Regions from separate parts of the Mus musculus genome. Here region 2 is linked to region 1. Evidence: chromatin contacts called from ENCODE Hi-C data. All regions are on one chromosome and are shown on one strand. The core of a region is the stretch at or near the end of the contact, and the rest is flanking DNA. Distances in the headings are between cores, read along the strand shown. Region 1 holds the start of Clec16a (C-type lectin domain family 16, member A). Region 2 holds the start of Marf1 (meiosis regulator and mRNA stability 1).

Region 1 (3,031 bases), core at 177-2,676:
CCCCCCTTGGTACCTCCACCTCCAGTTCTCTCCCTGGAGCCTCTCATTTCTCTAAGGTCTCTGTCTTCTACCACTCTCTCTTTGTAGTCCCTTCCAATCCTCTGGCAATATAAGTGCAAAGAAACCAAGCAGGTTCTCCCGTCTTGGGAGTGTCAGTTTAACAAAAGCTAGAAAGGAAGTGAAAATAAACAGAGCCACAGAAGACAGCAAGGGTATAATGACTGGAACTTAGAGACAGAAAGGAACTGGAATGGGCTGGGAAGGCTTGAGTGCCTCTGTTAGCCACTCCTGTAGAGCAATCCTGAATCAATCACTTAACATGCTCAACATTACCCAATTCTTGTACAGTTCCCAGTTCCCAGCTGGTAATGGCAAATTGGAAGGACAGAGAGAGAAAATATGCCCAAAGCTACAGTCATTAAGTCAGGATTTGAACACAGGTCTAACTCCAAAGCTAGCCTCTTCTGTGTACTTCCCTGTTTCCCCAGGACTCTGTAAGCCTCCTGTCTTCTCTAAAGGTGCTACTGCTGACTATCCCTCTAGAATTCCTTCTGAAAATACTTGTGTTCTTTTAATCAATGTTCTTTTTAGAGCACTTGTACATGTTCTGTGCGTTTTCTTCATTCTCTTATCCAACCAATCCTAAAAATAACCACAAAAAGTGGTACTGTCACTCTATTCGTTTTACAGTGAAGGAAACTGAAGCCTAAATGCATACTGTTAACTAAAATCGAATCCAGATCTGGCCGGGTCAATGGCCTCGTAACTATGCAGTCCAAGAAGTGCTACCCCAAGAAGCCCAGTGGCCACTGTCTGTCCCCGGGACATCAAGACAACTCCAGCCCACAAAACGAAAACTCAACGATGCCCTTACTTTTCAGGTTAGGTGTCTGGAGACTGAAAAATCACGCGACTTGTCCAAGGTCACACACAGAGCCAGAAGTGAAAGAGTCAGGGTTCGAAGCCAGGTGCCCTGACTCCAAAGCCTTGCGGATAACCAACATACAACCCTCCCGCGGCACCCCTGTCTTCCTCGCACCTCCGAGCCCCGCAAGCCAAGCCCGCGTCTGGGCGTCCGCGCCCGGCCCCGCGGCCTTCCCGCCGCGCGCCCCGCACACTCACTTCAGGTGGTCCAAGGAGTGGATGTTGCGGGAGGACTTGCTGTGGCCCCCGCCCACCCAGCTCCGTGAGCGTCCAAACATGTCCGCAGACCAGCCCTGTCGCCTGCCTCACGGTTTCATGTCCGAGCCGCCCAGCGGCCCGGTGTCCGCGGCGACATCTCAAGCCCAGCCAGCGGCGGCGGGGGCGGTGGAGAGACTGCCAAGCACCTTGCTCCCCAGCCCAAAGCCCCGCACTGACATTCAGCCGGAACCGGCCGTTCGACCGCCGCGCTTTACGGCCGCCGCCGCGAGGAAATCTGGGAAATGAAGTTCTCCGGCGAGGCTCTTGACGACAGGACTCTGCGAACGGACTACAAGGACCGGCATGACTCGCGCGACCGTCCAGAGGAGGCGGGACAAGAGGAAGGAAGAGGCTGGGCACTGTCAAGGTGGGCGGAAACGGTTTGCTGAAATCGGAGTAAGACTATCTGACCTTATTTATTGTTAGCTTTGTGATTAGAAGAGTGTCTCGAAACCCCAGCTAAAATTGGAGACCACCCTTGGCAATTTGGCAAGGTTTAGTTCTCTTAAAAAGTATTACGTGCGCGTGCGCGCGCGCGCGCGCGCACACACACACACACACACACACACGCACTTAGAGTCTGTAAAACTTTGGAAAGCAAGTTCTCGCCTTCCACTATTTGAGATCTGAGAATTGAAGTCGGATCTTCAGACTTGTCAGCATCTTTGCTTAACAGCTGAGCCATTTTGATGGGTCTAACTCTTTAAAAAAATTTTTTAAAGGGGTGGGAATGTGGCTTATGCATTATGGATGCAACCTTCAATATCGCAATAATAAGAATTAAAAATAAAAAGCATTGAGTAGTACATTATCATTTGTCATTATCCTAAGTGATTAATTATTTAATTCTCACAACCATATGAAGTAGATGCTGTTATTAACCTTATTTTACAATTCAGGAAACTGAGTCACAGAGGCACTTTATGTGTGACAGACGCAGGATTCAAGCCCAGGTACCCTTATTTGCTTCTGTTGACAAAACCAATCAGTAACATTCTGGTTTGTCCTTACAACCTTTTTCTTTTGCACATTAGTCTTAAAACATTTTGTAAAGATGTGAGCAGCATTGTAAAGCTAACCACGATGAACTTTCAGAGGTTTCCTCTGGTCATTATTGAAAACTCATGCCATTTCCCAACTAATTCAGTAAGAAAGAAAGAGAACTCCAAGATCTCCATGAAAGGTTACATACACCTGGACTTCCTTCCCAGACTGGAAGTGGGAACCTCGGTGGGAAGCAAGATTTTGTGCCCCACACCCTCTCATTTATTCATTTCTACATCTCATAGCTATTTAACCCCTGTGACAGCCCATTGACTGTCCTAGGAAAAGAGTTGAGTCAGGGACCAATGTTCTCTCCAGGGCCCAGGACAAGATTTGCACATAGCACGTTTTTAGATGAATATTGATAGAGTGAATGGTTTGCATTGCTTCCAAGAATTAGAGAGATGTAGACTGGCATCAGGCTAATGGTTTCCCATGTAAAAGTCATGAAAGAACAAGAACATGTCTGACCTCCAAAGGAAATGACAGAGACTCAGCAGCTTCGAGAATCCATTTCTCTGGAATTTGTTTTCCTCATCTGTGAAAAGGGAATATACTACATTGCCTTGTCCAGCTCCTATAAACCTAAGTGTGACTTAGATTAAAGGCCTTTGTAAGAATTGAGGATAGACCTTAATCCCAGAACTCAGGAGACAGAGGCAGTGGAACTCTACATGTTCTGGGACAGCCTGGTCTATAGCCAATTTCAGGGCACCCAGAGGCTTCATGGTGAGACCCTGGGTTTTCAGGGTTTGGGTTTTGTTGTTGTTGTTGTTGTTGTTGTTGTTGTTGTTGTTTTCAAAAA
Region 2 (3,424 bases), core at 208-2,707, 3.6 Mb before region 1:
AACTTGTAACAGAAAGCAGCAAAGAGCTAGAAATTTCAGAAATTATCTTTCCCCCTATGGAATCCTGAAAACTCATATTTAAGCCAGGCATGGTTCTAAATAAAGGTTATGCTTTTACTTCTTGAACTTGTAGGCAACCGCAGGCAGATCTCTGAGTTTGAGGCTAGTGTACAGAGAGTTCCAGGGCAACCAGGGCTATCACACAGAGAAACCCTGTCTGGAAAAACAAACAAAAAAACCCAACTCATATTTAGGTCAAGTAAAAGTGAAGCCTTCAAGGCTCAGTGGGGTTGGGGATAGGGGTAGCGAGGATACAGAACAGTTTATCTGTTTAAAACATGAAGTATTTTTGATTTCACAAAGTTCTTATAACTTTAGCATCTTCTTTTTCGTGGCCAACCTGTCATCTGAAAAGTATTGGTTACAAAGCACTAGGTTTATTAAAACAAAACGTTTGCCAGGTGACACAAACTCCTTTAATCCTAGCACTCAGAAAGCAAGGGACTGCAAGTTCGAGTACAGCATAGTCTGCGGGGCAAGTTCCAGGCCAACCCAAGGCTACACAAGTGAGACACTGTCTCTGAAAAGAAAAAATAAAACTGGGTAAGGATATCATGTACTCTTAACTGTTGGTGTCAATATTCAGCAGCAGTCTTTGCATGTACTTGATCAGCACTGAAACTGCTATAGGTAGGGAGGACTTTGCCAAAAGCCCATTTGGCAGGTTTAACTGTTCTTTCTCCACTGGCCACTAGGTTGCGCTAAAAGATGCAGTGCAACGTGCACGATTTAATTTGTAAAAATAAGGGTTATCACGTGACGAGGCAGAGCATTAATACTTTATTTCACATTAATCTTCTCTCCTTAGTCCTCGCTCCCAAGACCTTTTAGAGCGGAACCCTAACAAATCCCATCTGGCAAGCCTTTCCTTGACTCCATCACAAAAGCTCCCTAGTTCTTCGCCTGGAAGATCCGTTCGACATGGCGTCATCAAACCAGTAGTGAGAACTCCTAAACTGGGGTTCCTGCTAAAAAAAATACGCCGCCAGCCCCCTAGGTAAGACCCTATTTTGAGGTTTATCGGGAGGGGACTGAGCCTGACGAGGCTGCAGGGCCGCGAGGCCCCGCCCCCCCCACTTCCCAGCGTGCCCTGCGCGGAGAAATACGCGGAGGCGAGGGCGGGGCGAAAGAAAAGACTGGGCGAGACTCAGGGAGGGGTGGAGCCAGAAAGGGGAAGGGAGGGACGGGGGAATGGGCGGGGCTACTGGAGGAAGCGACTGGGCGGAGTGGGGACGGGCTGGGAATGGGCGGAGAAAGGGAGCGGCCATAGGGGGCGGAGCAGAGGAAGGGTGTGGTATTATGGAGGAAGAGGTGAGGCAGGGAGGCTCGGAGAGAGGGGCGGGGCTAGTAGTAGAGAAGCGTATCGGTTTTGCGACAGGGGCGGGGCGGGGCGGAAGCGGAAGTGGAGGGAGCGCTTGGCGGCGGCGGCGGGAGCTGCGGAGTCGGGAATCAAAATAAAGGGCCTGGGGGGGGTGGGGGGTAGGCGGCGGTGTCGGAATGTGAGCCAAGAAGGAGCTAGTGGCTGAGGTGAGTCCTCTGTCAGTGCCGGGACTCCACTAGGGCGTACCGGATGCTCTGATCAGCAACGTAGCTGGTCTGGAAACGACGCCTTTTCCCCCCTCAGACTGATGCTTCTGGGATTGAAGGACCGGGACTGGGACTTGCCGAAGGGGCCGTGCGAAAAAGTCGCTCTCCAGTGCTCCCCCGGTCTCTTCCGAGGCGTTTAGTCCCAGCTGGCGCTTGTCTTCCTGCTCGCTCCCCGGCCCTCCAGGTGTCAGTAGCAACCTTCGCAGGATGTGCAAAGTTGGAAAGTTGAGAAAAAGGACAGTTGTGTGGCTGAGTCCCTTATTGTTTTTTTGTTTTTGTTTTAATAGCCACTTTGGATGCAGTTTCAGTTTCAGCCACCTCCCCAATTAATTCTAGCACGAACGTGGTGCTTTCTAGTTGCACTAGTATCTTTTGGACTTTCCAGGATCTTTCTGTTTTGCATACAAGGAAATTGTCAGCTAAATGGTCTTTCTTCACCTTCAGTGAGCTCTACATTTGTCCAGGGTCATTTATTGATATTTGTGAGGCACAGTTGAGTTGGAAGGTTGGGATACCGTATATTCACATACAGTCAATATTGTTATGGAATTTATATTCTATTGGAGAAAAAAGAGTCATTTTAGTTAAAAGGTAGAAGACGAGCAAATACATAGGACTGGGAGTTTGTGGCAGGGGGGAGGTCATTTGGGAAATAATTCATCCTCAGGTATCTCTTGTCACCAAACTACAAATAAATAAGTGAGGGGGTTGCTATGATGATTAGACTCACAAGAGATGGGCCTTATGTTTATAAAGATGACATGCCCACAGCAGCACAGATAGGTGGCCTTCAGAACCAACATGCAGGCAGTACAATGTTGCACACTGCATTCTCAGCCACTGTCTAAGTTGCTCAGAAACTGAGTTTCAGAAAGGAAGACTCTCTCACATTAGAACTTCCCCTGACTGATTCGGCTGCTTAAATGGAATTCCTAGGAATATTTGGGAAATTTTTAGGCTGCAGGCCACTAATGTTTTTCCTTATATTTGTTTGAACTGAGTAATCTGTCTATATATGCCTGCCTGCCTGCCTTGTCTATCTGTCTATCTATCGACAGAGTTTCACTGTGTAACCACAGCTGCTTGGAACTTGGCTGCCCTTAAACTTGCAGATATCCTCCTGCCTCTGCCTCCTGAGCTACCACTCCTGGCTCTTTGAGCAATATTGAAGGCACCTTGGTGTAGAAAGAGGTAGGTGAGCCTTTTGACCTGAAGCTAGCTATGAAACTTTATTTTAAACGTTTCTGTTTCTCAGTGAAGTGGTAGATATGGTAGTTCATTTTAGGATTTGGCTTTGAAAGATTTAAGCACGCTGAAATTATGAACACTGTGATTATAACAAGTTCTTATGAATAAGAGTGGAGTGTGTTGGGTGATATAAAACCTGGATTTCTGGATTTTTGTGGGGTTTGTTTTTGTTTGTTTTTGTGTGTGTGTGTGTGGTTTTTTGTTTGTTTGTTTGTTTGTTGTTTGAGACAGGGTTTCTCTGTGTATCATTGGCTGTCCTGGAACTCACTCTAGATCAGGCTGGTCTCAATTTAAACAGATCCACCTGCCTCTGACTCCCCTAGTACTAGGCTTAAGTGCATGCGCCACCATCACCTGGTCCAACCTGGATTTAATTATAAAAACAGGTGTTGTAATGGAAGTAGTGATGGTAAACTGTACTAGGCTAATTCTCTACTTCCTTCATTCAACAAACGATTACTCTGTGATTACCACAGAATGGTCTTGGGCTGAGCACAGGATATAGTGGTGAAAATGGAAGTGCATGCAT

Evidence for each region. A loop is a pair of places that touch in the nucleus more often than their neighbours do.
Region 2: a map of heart shows a loop between it and region 1 (13-fold over the local background). The contact joins the promoter of Marf1 here to the promoter of Clec16a in region 1. A Hi-C loop is called at or near these places in 7 of 37 maps with a recorded cell type or tissue (gastrocnemius, heart and v-Abl transformed pro-B cells).

What each region holds. Positions count from the first base shown.
Region 1 is chr16:10,543,734-10,546,764 of GRCm38, reverse strand. Clec16a (C-type lectin domain family 16, member A) reads right to left here and starts at 1,426. Exons shown (of 23, transcript NM_001204229.1): 1 at 1,123-1,426. The coding sequence starts at 1,202.
Region 2 is chr16:14,157,307-14,160,730 of GRCm38, reverse strand. It overlaps Marf1 (meiosis regulator and mRNA stability 1), which reads left to right and starts at 1,457. Exons shown (of 27, transcript NM_001081154.2): 1 at 1,457-1,587. It overlaps Mir484 (microRNA 484), which reads right to left and starts at 1,105; the gene lies at 1,039-1,105.